Regions from separate parts of the Homo sapiens genome. Here regions 1, 3, 4, 5, 6 and 7 are each linked to region 2. Evidence: chromatin contacts called from ENCODE Hi-C or POLR2A ChIA-PET data. All regions are on one chromosome and are shown on one strand. The core of a region is the stretch at or near the end of the contact, and the rest is flanking DNA. Distances in the headings are between cores, read along the strand shown.

Evidence for each region. A loop is a pair of places that touch in the nucleus more often than their neighbours do. ChIA-PET counts read pairs that join two places held with the same protein, here RNA polymerase II (POLR2A). Pooled maps may share reads with other maps.
Region 1: a pooled map shows a loop between it and region 2 (10-fold over the local background). The contact joins the enhancer-like site here to the promoter of DDB2 in region 2. A Hi-C loop is called at or near these places in 1 of 37 single-sample maps with no recorded cell type and 8 of 50 pooled maps. POLR2A ChIA-PET finds 5 or more read pairs at or near these places in 2 of 52 experiments (CD8-positive, alpha-beta memory T cell and activated naive CD4-positive, alpha-beta T cell).
Region 3: POLR2A ChIA-PET joins it to region 2 with 13 read pairs in activated B cell. The contact joins the enhancer-like site here to the promoter of DDB2 in region 2. POLR2A ChIA-PET finds 5 or more read pairs at or near these places in 2 of 52 experiments (MCF 10A and activated B cell).
Region 4: a pooled map shows a loop between it and region 2 (7-fold over the local background). The contact joins the promoter of DGKZ here to the promoter of DDB2 in region 2. A Hi-C loop is called at or near these places in 1 of 37 single-sample maps with no recorded cell type and 6 of 50 pooled maps. POLR2A ChIA-PET finds 5 or more read pairs at or near these places in 3 of 52 experiments (activated T-cell and activated naive CD4-positive, alpha-beta T cell).
Region 5: a loop to region 2 is called in a pooled map, with 3 times the contacts of the local background. The contact joins the enhancer-like site here to the promoter of DDB2 in region 2. A Hi-C loop is called at or near these places in 1 of 50 pooled maps. POLR2A ChIA-PET finds 5 or more read pairs at or near these places in 4 of 52 experiments (OCI-LY7, activated B cell, activated CD4-positive, alpha-beta T cell and 1 more).
Region 6: a loop to region 2 is called in a pooled map, with 2.3 times the contacts of the local background. The contact joins the promoter of CHRM4 here to the promoter of DDB2 in region 2. A Hi-C loop is called at or near these places in 4 of 50 pooled maps. POLR2A ChIA-PET finds 5 or more read pairs at or near these places in 2 of 52 experiments (A673 and PC-9).
Region 7: a loop to region 2 is called in a pooled map, with 8 times the contacts of the local background. The contact joins the promoter of NUP160 here to the promoter of DDB2 in region 2. A Hi-C loop is called at or near these places in 1 of 168 maps with a recorded cell type or tissue (sciatic nerve), 6 of 37 single-sample maps with no recorded cell type and 9 of 50 pooled maps. POLR2A ChIA-PET finds 5 or more read pairs at or near these places in 5 of 52 experiments (B cell, CD4-positive, alpha-beta T cell, activated B cell and 2 more).

The regions. Positions count from the first base shown.
Region 1 is chr11:48,000,294-48,002,993 of GRCh38, reverse strand. All of the region lies in intron 1 of PTPRJ (protein tyrosine phosphatase receptor type J), which reads right to left. Among named protein-coding and RNA genes, the nearest start is that of PTPRJ, 21 kb to the right of the region's middle. Within about 2 kb of position 1,258, at least 14 of the 41 ENCODE cell types and tissues checked have a DNase peak (open chromatin) inside an H3K27ac peak, as active enhancers do.
Region 2 is chr11:47,213,558-47,216,257 of GRCh38, reverse strand. It overlaps DDB2 (damage specific DNA binding protein 2), which reads right to left and starts at 1,284. Exons shown (of 10, transcript NM_000107.3): 1 at 995-1,284. The coding sequence starts at 1,121. RefSeq lists enhancers at 952-1,231, 521-1,720, 1,562-1,801, 1,008-1,843, 1,844-2,680 and a silencer at 1,282-1,491.
Region 3 is chr11:46,504,687-46,507,386 of GRCh38, reverse strand. All of the region lies in intron 9 of AMBRA1 (autophagy and beclin 1 regulator 1), which reads left to right. Among named protein-coding and RNA genes, the nearest start is that of MIR3160-1, 54 kb to the right of the region's middle. Within about 2 kb of position 1,430, at least 3 of the 41 ENCODE cell types and tissues checked have a DNase peak (open chromatin) inside an H3K27ac peak, as active enhancers do.
Region 4 is chr11:46,346,108-46,348,807 of GRCh38, reverse strand. DGKZ (diacylglycerol kinase zeta) reads right to left here and starts at 1,345. Exons shown (of 31, transcript NM_001199267.2): 1 at 988-1,345. The coding sequence starts at 1,148. RefSeq lists silencers at 37-196, 833-1,046, 1,009-1,058, 1,159-1,638 and enhancers at 1-519, 2,423-2,472, 2,543-2,612.
Region 5 is chr11:47,878,562-47,881,261 of GRCh38, reverse strand. No RefSeq gene overlaps it. Among named protein-coding and RNA genes, the nearest start is that of NUP160, 32 kb to the right of the region's middle. RefSeq lists an enhancer at 1,777-1,946. Within about 2 kb of position 1,406, at least 2 of the 41 ENCODE cell types and tissues checked have a DNase peak (open chromatin) inside an H3K27ac peak, as active enhancers do.
Region 6 is chr11:46,390,384-46,393,083 of GRCh38, reverse strand. CHRM4 (cholinergic receptor muscarinic 4) reads left to right here and starts at 1,308. Exons shown (of 2, transcript NM_000741.5): 1 at 1,308-1,553. RefSeq lists enhancers at 1-294, 1,812-2,415, 2,416-2,700 and silencers at 948-997, 1,178-1,267.
Region 7 is chr11:47,847,044-47,849,751 of GRCh38, reverse strand. NUP160 (nucleoporin 160) reads left to right here and starts at 1,402. Exons shown (of 36, transcript NM_015231.3): 1 at 1,402-1,533; 2 at 1,793-1,904. The coding sequence starts at 1,434. RefSeq lists an enhancer at 905-1,464.

The sequences.
Region 1 (2,700 bases), core at 9-2,508, 790 kb before region 2:
AATAGTTTTGTGATGGGGGGGATAAAGGGCTTTTTTTTTTCCTTTCTCTAGTTTCTACATTTCTTTTAATGTTGTTATACCACTGTTACCTAACTAGGAAAAAATAAATTTTTTTAAATGACCAAGCTCATTTTGAAGCTGCTCGGTGTCACATAAACACTGAGGCCTGCCTGCCTCAACTAAAGCAGCCACTTGAAATGCAGCTCCAGCTGCTCATTCTTCTGTTTATCAAAACAGGGCAAAGCCGCCCAGGAAACTCGCCTCAGCAAGGTGACCTGACCTCAGGCCCATCACAGTCACAAATCTGCATTTCCAATAAAAAATAATCACAACGAAGAAAAGCACCCAGGTAACCAGTTATGGAAAAGCAAAGGATTGATGAGTTGGGGGTGACAGGACAGTGAATTACTGTTTTTGTTTTTTTGTTTTCTTGGGGTTTTTATACTGATCATAGTCACAATGCCTAGCACAAAGTGCTCAATAAGGATTTGAAGCAGAAAATGTTTCAAATGGGAAAATGCACTCATTTACCCATTTTAAAAATTTAAGGGAGTGAGGCTAGGCATGGTGGCTCATGCCTGTAATCCCAGCATTTTGGGAGGCCGAGGTGGGCAGATCAGTTGAGGTCAGGAGTTCCAGACCATCCTGGCCAACATGGTGAAACCCCATCTCTACTAAAAACACAAAAACTAGCCAGGTGTGGCGGCAGCCTCCTGTAATCCCAGCTACTCGGGAGGCTGAGGCACAAGAATCACTTGAACCCGGGAAGCAGAGGTTGCAGTGAGCTGAGATGGCGCCACCGCACTCCAGCCTGGGTGACAGAGCGAGACTCTGTCTCAAAAAAAAAAAAAAAAAAATTTAAATAGGAAAATGCACTCATTTGCCCATTTAAAAAATTTAAGGGAGTGCCCACACTTCCTGAGCACCAAGGCCCAAAACACCATGCACACCCCCGGCCTGAAAAGTTGTACTCCCTTAGTTCTCATCAACAGAAGCTGTGTTTGGAAGTGAGCAGGCAGGAAATTGGTACTTTTGTCACCAACTTGAACAACAAAACAGTCAGAAAACTTAAATGTCACCAGGAGAGTAAATGTCAAAGTGGGAGGGGTAACTACGGTTTACCAAGTGTCTGCACCACTACCTGTTCCGGGGCCTGTGGGCATGATTTCATAAAGTCCTACCTAACACTCTGACTCTGGCAGCAAGCAGCCTAGGCTTGAACTCTGACTCTCAACTGATTGGCTGTGTGGCCTCAGGCTGGTTGCTTAGCTTCTCTGCATCTCATTTTCCTCTCCTGTAAAATGAAAGCAAGAAGAGAAGAGACCTACCTCATTAGGGTGTCATGAGGATTCACTCAGCCAATACACACAAAGCACTGGGTACAGTGTCTGGCAGAAGCACAGCATCTGTCAGTTACTTATTAGTATTGTGCTTACATTTTGCAGCCAAGAAAAACTGAACCTCACAGAGGTTAGTAATGTCCCAAGATCACACAGCTTAGTAAGAGGAAGTGCTGGGATTCAAACCCAAATCAAAGGATCTGTGCTCTTTTCACCAGAGCTAAACCCCACCTGCAGGATTATTATGATCCCCACCCCAAACACACACACACACACACACACACACACACACACACACACACACTTTGGGGCTGTCACTGCAAAAGGTAAGAATATTATGAGATAATAAGAAGTGATATGGGGCCAGGTACAATGGCTCATGCCTGTAATCTCACCACTTTGGGATGCCAAGGCAGGCAGATCACTTAAGTCCAGGAGTTCAAGACCAGCCTGGCAAACATGGTGAAACCTTGTTTCTACGAAAACACAAAAACTAGCTAGGTGTAATGGCACATGCCTGTAGTCCCAACTACTGGGGAGGCTGAGGACCGAGAATTGCTTGAACCTGGGAGGCAGAGGTTGCAGTAAACCAAGATCACCACTGTACTCGAGCCTGGGCGACAGAGTGAGACTCTGTCTCAAAATTTAAAAAAAAAAAAAAAAAAAAAAAATTATATGGGACTGGAAGAGGAGGTCCAGTCCATTGTAACCTGTGGATAATACCAGCTCCATGTCAGGGTGGTTCTTTCAATTCATTCACCAAGCAAGCATGCTTTTGAGGCACGCTCTGTCCTACACATAAGGAAATCAGACATAGGGGGTCCCACTCCCCTGAACTCATAATCCAAGAGGTGGGGAGACAGACAGAAATGAGTAGGTGATAAGGATGGGAGGAAATGAAGGAGGATGATGGGATAGAGGGGCCTGAGTGATAAGAAGGAGCGAGGAGGATAGTACCAGGCCCTGAGGGAGAGGGGCGGGGTAGGTTCAAGTGTCTGTTGTACTAGAGCCAGGTGACTGTAGTCTGTGAACAGGGAGTGGGTAGCCAGGATGAGGTCGGAGGGTGGAGGGGAGGGAGGGGTCTGATCATCCTGATCTAAGGTTCAGAGTCTTGCAGACCACTGTTTGGGTTTATACTAACAGCGATATGAAGCCATGTAGGCTTTTAAGCAGTGGAATAACACACCTCAATTTACGGGAAAGAAGCAAGCCAGGAGAGGTGGCTTGCACCTATAATCTTAGCACTTTGGGAGGCCAAGACGGGAGGATCGTTTGAGCCCAGGACTTGGAGGCCAGCTGTGGCAACATAGTGAGACCCCCATCTCTACAAAAAAAAAATTTTAAAATTACCCAGGAGAGG
Region 2 (2,700 bases), core at 35-2,534:
GTTTCATTCGGCACGGTTAATCTCTGTCTCATCACCTCCTGCGGCCTTTCCATGTCTGTGTGGTCTCAACGAGCACCAGAAATAAAAAAATGAGTGAGGATTTGGCCCCTTCCCCAAAACACTCCCACAAACAGTAAGTCTGAAGTGAAAGTAAATACAGTCGTGCAGGGTTCCTGAGACCCCAGCCAAAGAAACACACAAGGATAAAGTACAATGCAGAACTCTTCCCAGTTTGGGCTGCAAAACTCGAGATGGGACTGGGTCACAATTTTATAAATCACATATAATGCACAATAAAAAGATTTTAGGGCAGCATGGCAGAAGTCACCGTTTAGGAAAAGAAGGAATAGGAAGGCCTGGAAATGCTCTTAACTAGGTTACTTCTGGGGAGGTAAGTGAAATTAGAATAGCAATAAAGCAACAACTCCTGATCACCAAACTGTATTTGAGGACCCAATCACTATAGGTCCGACGTCTTGACAACCAATTCTTTCTTCTCATGGACAAAAACCACTTGATTAACAAGCCCCAGCTCGTTTTTGAGTGTCTCGAAACTCCTTATAGCCCCAGGTTCAAGCCCCAGTAAACCTCAGAGAATGAGCTTTCTAAGGAGGAAGGAATTGGGGGCTCTCACAACTGACCACCGAGGACGTGCAGCTAACAAGCGTGACTATGAAATCCAGCACACACAGCGCCAGGAAAGGTAGGATTCTCTGAAGCCGTCCTAACTGTGCAAGAACCCTGATACGAACAAGGAATCTGACAAGTCCGTGTGTCTGTTGTTACGGAGCTCATCTGCTTCCTGTTACCTAGCGGGAGAGGTGTTGAAACCTAAACACTCTGGTGTCAAAGGACCTGCAGGTAGAATGCACAGCCGGAGGCACCCGTGACCTGCGCGGGCCTCGGGAGCCTCGGAGCACCCATCCCCCGCTGCAGCCTCCTGCGCGAGCACCCTAAAAGGCGGAAATATTCAAGCAGCAGGCACAGGCAGTACCGGAGCCCTTCGCACAGAGCTTCTTGGCCTCGGGCTCCAGCTCCAGGGGACTCCTGCTCCTCTTGTTCCTGGGGCGTAATACAATCTCGGAGGTCTTCTGGGTTTCTGGGCGTTTCTTGGGAGCCATCGCGTCCTCCGTGTGAAGGGGTACTGTGCTCTATGCGAAGATCATGGAGGGAGGATTGAGAGGCCTCTGGGGAGAAACAAGGCGGGGACTACAAAACTGCGGGGCCACAGGTAGCCGAGCTAAGCCAACTTCCCGCCAAACATGCCCAGGGCTTGTTCAAACCAGCTTGGAGCTCCGGCCCCACCCGTCTCGGAGACCCCGCCCCTTCCTGGAAGGCGGGGGCGCGGGGAGGGGGTGGTGCCAAGGGGCGGTGCCAGCGCTCCCGGGAGGGGCGGGAACTGCGCCAGGGCCAGTGCCAGCCCGGGTCAGCTGACCTCCCTGGAGCAAAGATGGTCCCCGGCTTTATGGATTTTTTTTTTTTTTTTAGCAACAGGGTCTGGCTCTGTCGCTCACTCTGGAGGGCAGTGGGGCGATCATAGCTCAGTGCAGCCTCCACCTCCTGGGCTCAAGCGATCCTCCCACCTCAGCCTCCTAAGTAGATGGGACTACAAGCGTACGCCACCACGCCCGGCTAATTTCTCTCTCTCTCTCTCTTTTTTTCTTTTTCTGGAGAGACGGGGTCTCGCTTTGTTGTCCGGGCCGGTCTTTAACTCCTGGGCTTAAGCGATCATCCAGCCTTGACTTCCTGACACGAACCCTCCTCAAACGCGGCGCTGCCAGGCCTCTGCGGGTCCGGGGAGGAGGCCCGGTGCCAGCCAAGGCTCTGTCTCCCGCCTTGCAATTGGTGATGACGCCCGCTCGGGCTTTGGGATTGGCTGGTCCCTACAGGGTGTAGTTGGGGAGTGGCGGCTTTGTAGAGAGCTAGTGCCTTTCCTAAGTTAGAAGCTGGGCTCTACCAGCGGTCAGCTTTGCAGTCGGATTCCAGAAACTACAGTCCCATCGAATCCAAGCTGCTTCTCTGTGAAGGGAGAATGATTGGAACTCCTTGCCTTTTTTTTTTTTTTTTTTTTTTTTTCCTAGAGGCAGTGTCTCTCTTCCGTTACCCAGGCTGGAGTGCAGTGATGTAATCACAGCTCACTGCAGCCTTGACCTCAAGTTTCACTGATCCTCCCACCTCAGCCTCCCAAGTAGGCTTGCAGACCTGTATCCCCAAGCCTAATTTTTTTATTTTTATTTTTGTAGAGACAAGGTCTTGCTATGTTTCCCACGTTGGTCTGGACCTCCTGGGCTCAAGTGATCCTCCTGCCTCTGCCTCCCAAAGTGCTGGGATTACAGGCATGAGCCACCGTGTCTGGTTCTCACTGCTCTTTTATTTGTTTGGTCGTTGGCTGTTTTTATTTTTTCTTTCTTTCTTTCTCTCTTTCTTTTTTTTTTTTTTTTTTTTGAGACAGGGCCTCTCTCTGTCACCCAGGCTGGAGTGCAGTGGCAGGATGTGGGCTCAATGCAGGCTGGACTTCCTGGACATCGATCCTCCCACCTCAGCCTCCCGAGTAGCTGGGACTACAGGTGCGCGCCGCAACACTCAGCTAATTTTTGCATTTTTTGTAGAGACAGAGTCTCCCTAAGTTGCCTAGGCTGGTCTAGAACTCCTGGCATCCATCCACCTCGGTCTGCCAAAGTGCTGAGATTACAGGTGTGA
Region 3 (2,700 bases), core at 181-2,680, 710 kb after region 2:
CTGCCTCAGCCTCCTGAGTAGCTGGGACTACAGGCGCCCGCCACCGCGCCTGGCTAATTTTTTGTATTTTTAGTAGAGATGGGGTTTCACCATGTTAGCCAGGGTGGTCTTGATCTCCTGACCTCGTGATCTGCCCGCCTTGGCCTCCCAAAGTGCTGGGATTACAGGCGTGACCCACCGTGCCAAGCCTTTTTTTTTTTTTTTTTTTTTGAGACGGAGTCTTGCTGTGTTGCCTAGGCTGCAGTGCAGTGGCACAATCTCGGCTCACTGCAAGCTCCGCCTCCCAGGTTCATGCCATTCTCTTGCCTCAGCCTCCGGAGTAGCTGGGACTACAGGCGCCTGCCACCACGCCCGGCTAATTTTTTTTTTTTTTTTTTGTATTTTTAGTAGAGATGGGGTTTCACTTTGTTAGCCAGGATGGTCTCCATCTCTTGACCTTGTGATCCGCCTGCCTTGGCCTCCCAAAGTGCTGGGATAATAGGTGTGAGCAACCACGCCCAGCCTAAGCTAGCCAATCTTATTGCTGGGTTTTGCATTCTCTCATCTGCTGCTTCTGACCTTTCTAGCCATTCATTGTGTTTCTTTCCATCCTGAAACTGAGCTTTTATGGCCTGTATCAAATTGAACATTTGGCTCATTTTGATTCCTTATATTTTGGTATTGTCAAACATAAAAGCAAGAGAGAGAGAAGGGCGGTTAAGCATTATTTCTTCCTCCTTCTTCACTGGCATTTGTGAAAGAGGACAGCCTGTCAGTCATTTCCTCCCCACCTTCCATCTTGACATAGCCGGGTCAGGTCTGGGGCCTTAAGAGTTCTCATCTCCCCCTCAGCTTTCTTCCTTAACTGAATGGCTAGTTCCTCACAAGTCATCTTGCAACAAAGCTTTTTAGTGTGTTTAAGAAATCTCTTTGCCAGAAAGGACTAGGAAAGTGAGAACAACCTTTGTACCAATTTGCCTTCCTGATGCTGTCATTAAACACACTACTAGCATTTGTGCTCTTAGAAGCAAAAGGAAAACTAAGTGGGAGGTTTATTTGTCTGAGAAAGATGTAAATGTGAAAGAAATGCAGGGATGGCCTGAAGTAGCAGTGGTGTGGCAAATGGAGCAGAGGTCATGGTTCTCTCTTGTCAACTGCAGGAGAAGAGCAGAGCTACCTTCTGACTGTCAGCTTGTTCCTTCTCCCTTCTGTCCACTCTAGGGTGAGGTGGATGCGTATATCAGCAGTGAAGGAAATGGAGTGTTTGTTCCCTTAGCCAGGCAGATACTTACAGTGAAATATGTTCTCCTGTAGATACGGTTTTTCCAGCACCAGGGTCTATTCAGGGAAGCAGTTGAAACATACATGCCAAGGCTGCTGGCACTTAGTGCTGCTGAAAAGCCTGGGTGACTTTCTCTCACTAATGCTGTGGAGCCCTGGGAGTCAGTGTTGTGGATTGCCTAGCCCTCTTTCCATGCACGCCTGGGAGACTGCGTTATCTTTTTGCAGTGGTGAAATGTGGGGCTCATGCCTTCAAGCTGTATCTTGCCTCGTGACTTGTCCTTCACAAGGGAGTTCTGGGTTAGTTTAAAATGTTCTGTTCTTGTCTTACCTTCCCTTTCTCCTGCTACCACCTCCTCTCTCTCTCCCCTTCCTTCCCCCTCGATTTTCCTGTGTCAGACTGCCTCCTCCTTATGCTCCCCCCAGCCCACCTGTGCGCTCTCCCCCACCCCCTCCCCTGGCTTTAGCATGACCTGAATTTACATTTCCTTCTTCACCTTTCATGCACTGACTTACTGTTTTTTCTCAGGGGGTCTTATATTGCTCCCTGGTTAGTAACAATGGACTGATTTCTCTCATACTCCTTGGAAAGTCCCTTCTGGGGTGTTTGCCTTTCTTTTTGGGCTGATGTAGACTAGAATCTTGTTTTTAATAGCAGCTGTGGATTAGTCACCTCAACATTAGTAGTCCAGGTCTTCTAGTAAAGGATGTTACTGGCTGGTTGAAACTGACTGTTTATTCTTTCTCTGTCTCCTTCCCTGCCCACCTCCCTCTACAGTAAACTGAATGCTGCTTGTGGTTGCTCCTGTCCTCTGAGTGTCCACGTGCTCTGTGAGGAGGGAGAATAACAAAGAAGGAATGTACCAGCACATTTTAATTTTTCTGCCCCAATCTTTTGCCTTAGCTTTGGTAACTAGAAGGAAAGTCAGAGGCATGTGCAGTCACGATTTATATTTTTTTCAGGTACAGAGAGACATGTAAGGTAGATATGGCGAGTAATCCTCCTAACAATTAGGTTACCATTAAGACAGTTGTTCCTTTGTTTGGTATCCTCACCTTCTCAGCACTTCATGCTCTTGCCTTTGCTACCTCACTTTGATGACCTCTCCCTCTGTTTGCTAAGTCATAGATCATTTTGCCATTTTTGGGCTTGTCACATCCAGTTGTATAGTGTTCTCAGAAAACCAAGGGAGCCATTACTCAGAGCCCATCTTTTGTGGTTCTCTTCCATTTGACCAAATCAGATATGTCTAAGGTTAGAGGACAGGAGCAAGCATATTTAGTGTCTGAGTTTTATTGTCCTGCTGATTTAAAAACCTTTGAAAATGATGTACCACCATTTTTGAGCCTTTCCAAGAGCTTGCTGTGGAGCAAGACCATTGAGATTTATCTCTTGGGAGGGTGGCTTTGGAGGTTGGTCAGCATCAGGTTAAATTTTCT
Region 4 (2,700 bases), core at 96-2,595, 870 kb after region 2:
GGAAGAAGCGCAGGGAGCCAGGTCAGGTACTCCTGGGGCCTCACGTCCCTTACCTTACACCACGGCTACCAGGGCAGGCAGCGGCTCACGACCAAGAGCAGCACACTTGCCATGAACTGCCTGCACTCAGTCTTTCCACACTCTCCCCCCGGTTCCCCGCTAGAGTCCTGGTCAAAGCTCTGTCACAGGCACAAGATGGTGACATTTGGAGTGCTGGGGGAGGGGGCAAGATGAAGCTTGAACAGCCAGCAGATTCCAGACTCCAGCCCACCCCATCCCTTTCCCAGCATGGGCTGGAAGAGGGTAGAGGGAGACATGCTGCCTGCCTAGCAGAGGGATGGGCTGGGGTCTCTCTGCTAATTAAGAGCAAGGTAGGGCAGATGATCAGGCACCCCCAACCCCAAGGAGAAGCTTAACATGTTAAACAATTAAACCAGTGACCAGAGCTTGGGGACAAGCCATGTGTGGTGACGGTATCAACGGGGCTACGTTCTGCAGATGCCACGCAGTGATGGTAGGCAACCTGGTCCCACGAAAGTCCAAAGGGCGGTGTGATCCCCACCTCAGTGGTGCCAGGAGGCTCAGAGAGGCCCTGTTCTATCAGTGCCAAGAAGGCGTGGGTGACCAGTCCTGGGGGCCCAACCTGCTTGTGCCGGGGGCTGGGGTGATTCCATCTTCCTGCTGGAGGGTTGGGAGCCGATCCTCCCACGGTACTACACATGAGGCGCACTAGACTGCCGGTGCCAGGGAATGACCCCCACCCGGTGACAGTGCCAAGCCGACCGATCCCGCCCGTGTCCCGGCCCTGGGGGATGACTCCCAGTGGGTGCCCACGCCAAGACGGCTCGTGCCGCCGGTGCCAGCCTCTCCCCGACTCAGTGTCAGTACCGAAGTGGCCCGGACCCCCAGTGGCCGAGGAATGTCCCCCGGTGAGGGAGCGGTAACCTGCCGGTGCCTCGGTGCCTGCCCCGCCGCCGCCCCGCTCACCTGTGCCCGAAGAGCCGCAGCCCCGGGAAGCGCCGCTTGTTGAGTCGCCGCGGCGCCTTGTCCGGCTCGGGACCGGCGTCGCGCTCGGAGCCGCTGGACGAGGCGGAAGCCGACTCGGAGTCGCTGCTCCGGGCCTCGGGGCTACCGTCCCGCGGCTCCATCCGGCCCTAGCCCCGGCCGGCGGAGGGCCCGCGGGAGACGCCCATGCCGGGCCGGCGGCCGGGGCTCAGCACGCCCGCTCCGCGCCGCCCGCCACCTCCATGGCGCGCGCTCGCTCCGCCCGCCCCGCGCCGCGCGCCCCCGCTCCCCACGCCCAGGTGCCCGGGAAGCCGCTGCCGCCGCCGCTCCAGGAAGTGCCGCCAGCCGCGGCCGCAGGACCCCGCATAGCTGGCCGGGCCGCTGCCTGCCCGCCGCCGAGCACGCCCCCTCGGCCGCACGGTGGCACCGGGCCCGCAGCGCCCTCTGCCGGACGCCCGCTGCGCTGCAGCCCGCTGGGGCGGTCCGAGGGGCGGGGCGACGAATGGGCGGGGCAGCAGAAAGCCCTGCCCCCAGCCCGGCCCGGCCCGCCTGGATGGGACTGAATCTCCCGGCCTGGCACACTCGCACTGCGCGCATCCAGACGCGCATCTTTCCTCCCCCGATCCCTCCGCTACCAAACAACTGCACGCTCACAAGTGTACACTCGCGAGGGCTGCTGTCACCACCTCCCCTCCGCTCTCGCACACCCTACTCATAGCCACTCACAATCTCCACCCATACCTCCTTGGCTCCCCCAAATCGCACCCAGGGGAACAAAAGTCACACAGTGCTCCCCATGCACGCAGAACAAACACATCCCTTACACAATTATGCCCACTCATTACTTAAACGAACACTTCCCACCCCAGCCTCTCGCACTCAGTGACCAAAGTCACTTAATGACTCGCACACACACCAACAAAGAACTCACAAGTTTCTCCTACAAAGTCATCCTTCCACAGCTATTCACAATGGTTTCCAACCTTCTCACCCAGGCCCAACACATCGCATTTTCCTGACATAGTATTCAACAGAACCTATAGATCTCATATGCTACGGGAATCACCTGCACAGCCCTTACACACTCACAAATACACAGAAGGACAACAGGTACCACACTCCCATTCACAAGCACACATGCCCACACAGAACACACACCTTTCTCCTACATACAAATACTCCCAGGACAATGGTTACCGGTTGCCACATCCCTCACACATATGTATGTGTGTGCATATGCACACACTCCCATCCAGAAATATACCTCACATGCACACACAAAGACACCCCACAATGCAGCCGAGGCCGTCCCCCTCCAGAAATGAGAGCAATTGGAACCCAAGCAGTCACCTGTAGGGGCACAGCCATCACACACACCGGGGCTGTTTCTGATGGCCCCCGCAGGGCTGACGAAGGGAGGCCAGGAGCTGGGAAGCATGGTCTTCCACCTCCCCAAACCCTACCACCCTGCTGCCCACACCAGCTGCCCACTACTTCTGTGTGCACGCCTCTCTGCCAAGCCACATCCTGTGTCACCTTCGCTTTCATCCTCCCCTCTTGGGTTCTGGCAGCCCGTTTTCCAGCCTTAGTCAGCCGCAAATAGCCAATGCTTAGGGCTGTGACCTGCGGACAAGCCTGTGATTTTGAGGAAGAACCAGCACCCCGAGGCCCAGAACCCTCTCCCAGTTTCCTGCA
Region 5 (2,700 bases), core at 157-2,656, 660 kb before region 2:
GGAGGAAGTCGCCACCCCATTGGAAAGAATCTGCCACCCTGCCTTCCAGCTGAAATATCAGATAGTCTGTTCTTCTCTGGGCCAGCAGAGAACTGGAATGTCCAAGGATTTTTTTTGTTGTTGTTGTTTTCTTTTTTTTTTCTTTCCTTCTTTTTGAAAGACTGCATGAAAGAACATGATGTTTTAGGTTCACAAAGGGAAAAAAGATAAGGGAAAAGTGGCAAGTTAGAAAGCCCATTGTGTATGTTATCTCTGTTATTTTAGAATAAAAAAATAAGTATGGCAGACTGGGATCACAGTTCATGCCAGCCTGGTCCAAAATTGTTGCTTTTATCCTTTTCCCTTGGTGTTCCATTTTGGCAGAGGGTTTTCCTCAGGAGCTTTCTGGTACTCAGAACCACACTGCCTGGCTAAGGAAGAGACTGGGAGGCCCCAGGGCAGCTTTAGCTCTTAGGGGCAGACACACATTAGCTAAGCTCATAAACCCGATTGGATGAAACTGGAATGCCAATTTATTTAACAGTAGACTTTGTTTTTTTGTTTGTTTGTTTGTTTGTTTTGTTTTGTTTTTTGAGACAGACTCTTGCTGTGTCACCCAGGCTGGAGTAGAGTGGTGGCACAATCTTGGCTCACTGCAACCTCTGCCTCCTGGGTTCCAGCTATTCTCATGCCTCAGCCTCCCTTATAGCTGGGATTACAGGTGTGCACCATCACACTTGGCTAATTTTTGTATTTTTAGTAGAGACAGGGTTTCACCATGTTGGCCAGGCTGGTCTTGAACTCCTGACCTCAAGTGATCCACCTGCCTCAGCCTCCCAAAGTGCTGGGATTACAGTTATAACAGTAGACTTTGAACTGTAGACTTTGGCTAGCTGAGCTGGAGCTCAGACATTTAATGTAGCCAAATTCTCCAGTAAATAATCATAATGATGAAAGTAATAATAAGAGCTAACATTTACTGGGCACCTAATATGTGCTAGTCACTATGTTAAACACTTACATGAATTTTTTTCACTTAAACTGAAGTAGGTACTTTTGTTATCCTCATTTACAGATGAGAAAATTGCAACACAAGGAAGGTAAGTAATTTGCCCAAGGTCATATGTCAACTCCCCATCTAGCCCTTGAACTGGAAGTGAAACTCTGTGAACAGAAAGTTGACAGAAAACTTGGATGAGAGACTTTGTGGGGGCACAAGCAGAGCTGCTCTGGAGTACAAACAGAGCAGATGACATTCTCCCCACTTCCTCTCCCCAAGGCAGGTGGTTTTAGAAGGCTGGAGAGATGGCCTGGGCACACACTTCGGTGTCCCCACATTGAGTCCCTTCAACTTTGGCCACCATGAGGCTCCATCAGCTGGCTTCATGGGCCAGGGACCTAGACCAGTGGAAGCTGAAACTGAAGAGGAGAGTGAGGTAGACTGACAGGCTGGTTTGAGAATGTGTGTGAGGTTGTGTGTGTGTATACATGTGTGTCTGGAGGTGGGGAGGATACAGAAGTTATTTGGGAGTACTGTGGGAACGCTGGTGGTAGATGCTAAATTCGTTCTTGAGCATGTAGCCAGTGTCATTTGATCACACATAACTGACTGCCATTTGCATATTCCAGTTCTTGAAGCCAAATGACGGAGGTGACACTCAATGAGAAGGAACTGCCATGGGGACCCTGAGTGCCCATGTCACCAGAACCAGGGCATTGCTCCCTGAAGGTGGAGGCACAGGGGACACCAAATCGTAATCCGTCAAGTGTCACTTCCTCCAAGACGCCCCCTCTGATCCCTCCTCCCTTCCCCTCTTTCGGTGTTGTCTTACTATAACACACTCCCTTCACCCTCCACCACTCTCTCAGAGAACTCATCGAAAGTGGAGCTGAATCATTGTTTGTCAAACCTGTCTCTCCTCTGCTGGACTGTCAGCTCCATGAGGTCAGGAACCACTTCTGTCGGTTCTCTGCTCTAACCTTGGCACTTCACACAAAGTGAGAGCATAGCAAACCTTCAATAAACAATATTTCTTGGCTGGGCACTGTGGCTCACACCTGTAATCCCAGCTCTTCGGGAGGCTGAGGCAGGAGGATTATTTGAGACCAGCCTGGGAAACATAGAGAGACCCTGTCTCTACAAAAAAAAAAAAATAGATTAAAAAAAAAAATTAGGCTCCTTTGCTTATGGAGTAGCCATTCTTTTGTTTATTTACTTTGTTTTTTTCTTGAGATGGAGTCTCACTCTGTCACCCAGGCTGGAGTGCAGTGGTACGATCTCAACTCACTGCAACCTCCACCTCCTGGGTTCAAGCAATTCTCCTTCCTCAGCCTCCCAAGTAGCTGGGATTATAGGCACCCACCACCACTCCCAGCTAATTTTTCTATTTTTCTATTTTTTAGTAGAGATGGGGTTTCACCATGATGGCCAGGCTGGTTTTGAACTCCTGACCTTAGGTGATCCACCTGTCTCAGCCTCCCAAAGTGCTGGGATTACAGGCATGAGCCACCATGCCCTGCTCGTTTATTTACTTCTCTAATAAATTTGCTTTCACTTAAAAAAAAAAATTAGCCAGACATGATTGTGCATGCCTATAGTCCTAGCTACTCAGGAGGCTGGGGCAGGAGGATCACTTGAGTCTTGAGTCCAGGAGTTCAAGGTTGCAGTGAGCTATGATCACGCCACTGCACTCCAGCCTGGGCAACAGAGTGGGACCCTTT
Region 6 (2,700 bases), core at 59-2,558, 820 kb after region 2:
GGGTTCCGCGCGGAGAACCCCACACCAAGAGCCCCGCAGCGCTGGCTTCTACTCGAGTTCCCTCCCATTCTCTGCCAAGAGGCTCCTGCCTCTCCTCCACCGCCGCCCCCGCAATCGCCCTCACCACCTCCGGCCCTCGGGGGAGGGTCTTGAGTTGTTTCCCCGAGAGAAGAAATCAGACGTCTTAAGCTTAATCAAATGTTTGCGATCAGAATTTGGGGTTACAGGCCTCGGTCCTGGGCGCAGTGGGGAGCGTCCGACCCCGGCGGTCCCCCGGAAGGGCGCTCTCGGAGGGAGACAAGCGCTGGAGCGGAATCAGGCAGGCGAGGCTGCTGGGCCAGGGCGCGGGGAGCTCTCCGAGGTGCTGAAGCCGCCCCAAGGTCCGCCCAGCCTGGGCGAGGCCCGGAGTCCTGAGGCTACGGCCCGTGCGGTTCCCAGCGACCTCTGAGATTGGCTGCCCGCTCTCCGGGATCTTGTCCCGGGCTCCGGCCCCGGCGACCTTGGGCAACCGACTGTCCCTCACAGGCGGCGGTGAACTGGCGGTCCAGGCTGCGCCTGGACTGGCGGCGCGTCCCATCCCAGGGCTGGGAGAGCAGGGGCGCGCCCCTTCCCCGGCCCGGAACGCTGAGCAGGCAGCCGAGCGGGTGCGGGCGAGTGGTCCGCGGTGGGCTCTTCTCTCCCCGGCCGAACCTCTCCAGTCCACCCGCTCCTGCGCTTCCCCAGGCCCCGACGGCGCCCCTCCTCGCGGGCGGCCCGGCCGGCACGCAGCGGCGCGGCTGGAGCTCCCGGCCCTCGACCCCGACGGATCCCTGGCGGCGCAGCCCGCCCCACCCACCCGCAGCCTCCCGCTGGGGTCAGACTCCCGCGCCTCGCGGCCAAACCGCCAGCGGGGCCACGCAGGGCGCTGAGGTCCCGGAGAGGCGCGAAAATAGCTCAGGGTCCCGGGAGTATGGTCAGGGCGGAGGCGGGAGCGCGGCCGGACCCAGCTGCCAGCTCCTTCCCCAGCCCGCGAGGGGGCGCCGCGTCCCCATGACAACGCGGACACCCCCACCCCCCGGAGGGCAGCGCCCCCTGCTCCCCTGCGTCGCTGGCCGTGGGCGGCGCCCTCTGTGCCCAAGCAGGGAGCTGCCGGCCAGCCCCCGAGAGGGGCGCGGACCGCCGGGGTCTCCGACGCCTCGGGTGTTGACCCCCGCGCGTCGCCGCCGGGTGACCGGCCCGGGGCGGGCGGCGCGGCCCCGCCACGATTGGCTGCTTCCTCGTGACATCACGCGGCTCGGGGAAAAGTGCGAGCGTGAGCGCGAGTCGGAGCCACAGCGCCGGGAGCTGCGGGCGGAGCAGGGGCCGCCCCTCGACACCCCGTCCCCGCCCCCGGCCCTCGGCCCGGCCGCCCGCCCCGCCGGCCCGCGGGGCCGCGCGTCCGTCCCGCCGTCTGTCTGGCGCGAGGGGAGCTGGGCAGAGGCGGCGGGTAAGTGGCTCCGCGGCGGCGCGGGGGCGGGGGGCTCGCCGGGAAGAGCAGGAAGCAGGTCCCCGGGACGCTCTGAGGCTCCCCAGAGGTGGGTTCGACTGGGACAGGGCGCCAGACCCCCTCCGGGGCGAGCGCGGGCCGGGAGCGGCAGTGGGCCGGGGCTGGGGGACCCCGCTGGAAGCAAGGCCGGGGGCTCTCGGAGGCTTCTCCAGGTGCGCCCGGGTGCGCCCGTGGGAAGGGGTGGGCATCCAGGATGTCGGGGGCGGGGGATTGCCCGCCCACAGACCCCACGGAGCCAGGGGCAGCCGTCGGGGGTGGGACCCTGTACTCCAGCCCTCCCACTGGCGGCTCAGCAGGGCGCCGGGCGCTGAAGCCCCAAAGAGCCCTTTTCCCGCCGTCTCCCCGCCCTCCCTCTCCCTCCACCCCTTTGCCCCCGCGCTGCCAGCCCACTCCGGCCCCTGGAGTCCTCCATCTACGACCTTGAGCCCCGACGGAAAACACCCCTGCCCTCCCCGACACCCCTCCCCCGCTCCGGTACTACCCCCCTTTGCTGCCCAGCCTCCAAGCCGGGGTCCTCCAGCTCCAGGCCCCCTCCTCCGGCCCCGCAACGGAAGTGTTGGGCACAATGTCGGTGCCAAATCTTCGCCTCTCCCTCCCTTGGACTCTGGAGTCTCCTCTCCCGCCCCAGGGACAGATCCAGGGGCCACAGCCTTCCCAGAGCCATGGAGTGAATGCCCAAGAACCGAAGACCTACACCCCAAACCACCCCACGGGCGTGCGGAGCACCCCCTCCGGTCTCGCCCGGGGAAGAGGGGTGTCGAGGACTCGGGAAACACAGTGCCCACGCCCAGAGGCTGCAGGAACTGCGTGCTAGGGGCTTGGAGGGAGGGCGGGGCACCCGAGAGCCAGGGCTCCTTCGACCACGGCGGAGACATGGAGGAGCCTCCAGATGGCCTAGGAAAACACGGCCCTCGAGGCCCGCCCGACCCTAGCGTGAGAAACTGGGTCCCCACTTTGGTCACAGGGGCTAGACAGTGCCTCTGGGGTAGGGTGCAGGGTGAGGAGAGAAGGAGGACAAGAGTCTTGCACTCGCCTGACCCGAGCTCTGTCCGGGCCTCCGCCTTGTGGGTGCACTGCGGATGCCCTCTCGCCGCGAGAATGGGCGGCTTTTGGCAATAACGCCTCTTAGGGGAGTTATTAGAGCTGAGCGTGCCTGGTGTCCCTCAAGGCCAGGT
Region 7 (2,708 bases), core at 153-2,652, 630 kb before region 2:
TGCCTCAGCCTCCCGAGTAGCTGGGATTACAGGCGTGCACCACCATGCCCGGCTAATTTTTTGTATCTTTAATAGAGACAGGGTTTCACCATGTTGGCCAGGTTGGTCTGAAACTCCTTACCTCGTGATCCACCCACCTCTGCCTCCCAGAGCGCTGGGATTACAGGCGTGAGCCACCGCGCCCGGCTAATTTTTCTATTTTTGGTAGAGACCGGGTTTCACCATGTTGGCCAGGCTGGTCTCGGACTCCTGACCTCAAGTGATCCTCACGCCTTGGCCTCCCAAAATGCTGGGAGCCACGCCCGACCCGGGTGTATAGTTTTCTCCAGTCATGTTCAGCTACAGATTTGAATGTAGTCGAAGTTGTAGTTTTTACCGATGAAGAGTTAGGCAATGAAGTAATTTAATGGTATTCAGGATAAGAAAGAAACACCAAAGAAGTGTGGGACAGTGAAGATTTTGTAGAACAATGGATTCCAGGTAGAATGAGGGGACTGCACTGCCAAAGTTGGTGTCCCAGAGGGAGTGAAGTGGAAAGATAGAAAATGATGGTCGGAACCAGATAAATGAAACGGAGAATGACAGGGAATGGTTGTGGTCACTGGTAATAGAAGTGCTTTAACTTCTATTGGCTATCACTAAGGAACAAAACCTTCCCCGCTGGAGATTAGCATTTTCCTCGATTTTGAACATCTACTCCCACAATATCTTCTAAACACCCACTATGGGCCCTTACTGCATTGACAGCCAAGTGCAAGATCACGGGTGGAAGGAATGGCAAATTCCTTTCACGTATCCAAGTGAGTAGCACTCAGGTAACCTCAGCAAGTGGCAGCACCAAGGTTTACCACATTACGTTTCATTATACAGGAATACACGAATACAGTCTCTTGGGGAGGGGAAAGACCAAAACCAAAGGCCTTTCCCTCACTACCCCTTCCTCACCCCGCCATCCCAAGTGTCGCCACTGAAGAGCGAAGGGAGGATCGCCAAAGATTTACAGACGGACACCCTAACCGAGGGAGAGGTGACCATAAACCCGGGATCCGGCAGAGGACGCCGAAAGGCCGGGACTCCCCGGACCTCGCCCCTCCTGGTCGACTGAGCCCCGCGTTTTAGAAACAGAAACAAACCCGGCCCCGCCCCCTGCCCTGCGGCCGCTGAGAAAAGAGCACCGCCCTCCGGAGGCGTTCCAGCCGGCCACTGGAAGGTTCCCGCAGATAGAGTCTGCCTCCCCTGCCCCCTTCTCTTCTGGATTCCTCGCTGCCCACCCTCATTCTCCCGGTGGAAGCCTCGCAACGAAGGGCCGGAGCCGCCTTTCTGCTCCCGGAATGCTTCACCTGTCCGCAGCTCCGCCCGCCCCACCCCCGGAAGTGACGGCGACCGCGCGGCCCTGCCTTTGTTCCGTTGGGCGTCGCGGCGACGGCGGGAAGATGGCGGCGGCGGGAGCCCTGGAACGGAGCTTCGTGGAGCTAAGCGGAGCTGAGCGCGAAAGGCCGAGGCACTTTCGGGAATTCACAGTCTGCAGCATTGGTACGGAAATGGCCAGGGAGGGTGCGATCCCATCTGTCCCCTCGGGCTCCTCTCATGGGTCCCAGGGTCCCTGACGCCCTGTTTCATCCTCCTGAGTCCACATGCCTCTAGCCCCGGGATCAGAGATTCCTTGATGTCCGACGTTTTCCTCTTTTCTTTGTATGGGTTGTCAGTCTGTCACTCTCTGCTTTGTCAGCTCCCTTAGTCCCTGTCATTTCTCAGAAGACGCGTGTGCAGGCTGACCACGTTCATTTTGCAGGGACTGCAAATGCCGTGGCTGGCGCCGTAAAATACAGTGAAAGCGCGGGAGGCTTTTACTACGTGGAGAGTGGCAAGTTGTTCTCCGTAACCAGAAACAGGTTCATTCATTGGTAAGTGTTGTGGTTCGCCAAACTCCCCTGGAAGGTAGGGTTTGGTGTATAAATTTTCGTCGCTGTACCCAAAGTGCTATTCTAGAAGCGGTAATTGACACTTAGGGAAAGAGAAAGATTGTTTTTTCAGTTCGTATCAGAATCGGGAAAACTGAGACACAGAGTTCTAGAAGAGATACCTCTCCCCCTCCCCCCCCCCACCCCCACACACACATACACCAAGCAACACCAGAAGCAGAGGAAATGTAGCTTAGGGGAATAAAGCCCATAAGACCAATTTTAAACATGAACCCGTTATGTTTTTATAGTGCTTTACAGCTTCCTTCATTGTACAAATACGTTCGAGCTTCAATATGTCAGGCATTGTGCTAGGTACCAGGACGAAATGAACAAAACTGCAATTTTCATCATGCAAGACGTTGTAGCAATGTCAGAATAGATGTAGACCCACTTTTCATGGGGAAATTTTTTGGAGGAAAACTTGCCCTAGAGGAAAAATATACGGGTTATGAGAGGCTAATAAGAGGACCAAATATAATTAGTGGGGCAGGGAAAGGCTTTAAGGAATTCACAGTTACCCTGAGATCTAAAGGACACGAGGTTAGCCAGGCATGGGGAGTGGACAGAGAGGAGTCCAGCAAGTAGGATCACCATATGCAAAGGTCATGAAGTGGAAAGAATGTGGCGGGTTTGGAACTGACCAAAGATCTGTGTGGCTTAAGTGCAGTGGGTAAAACAGAAAGTGATGTGAGATACTGAGGCTGGAGAGGTAGGCAGGACTCGGACCATGAGGGACCCTTAGGC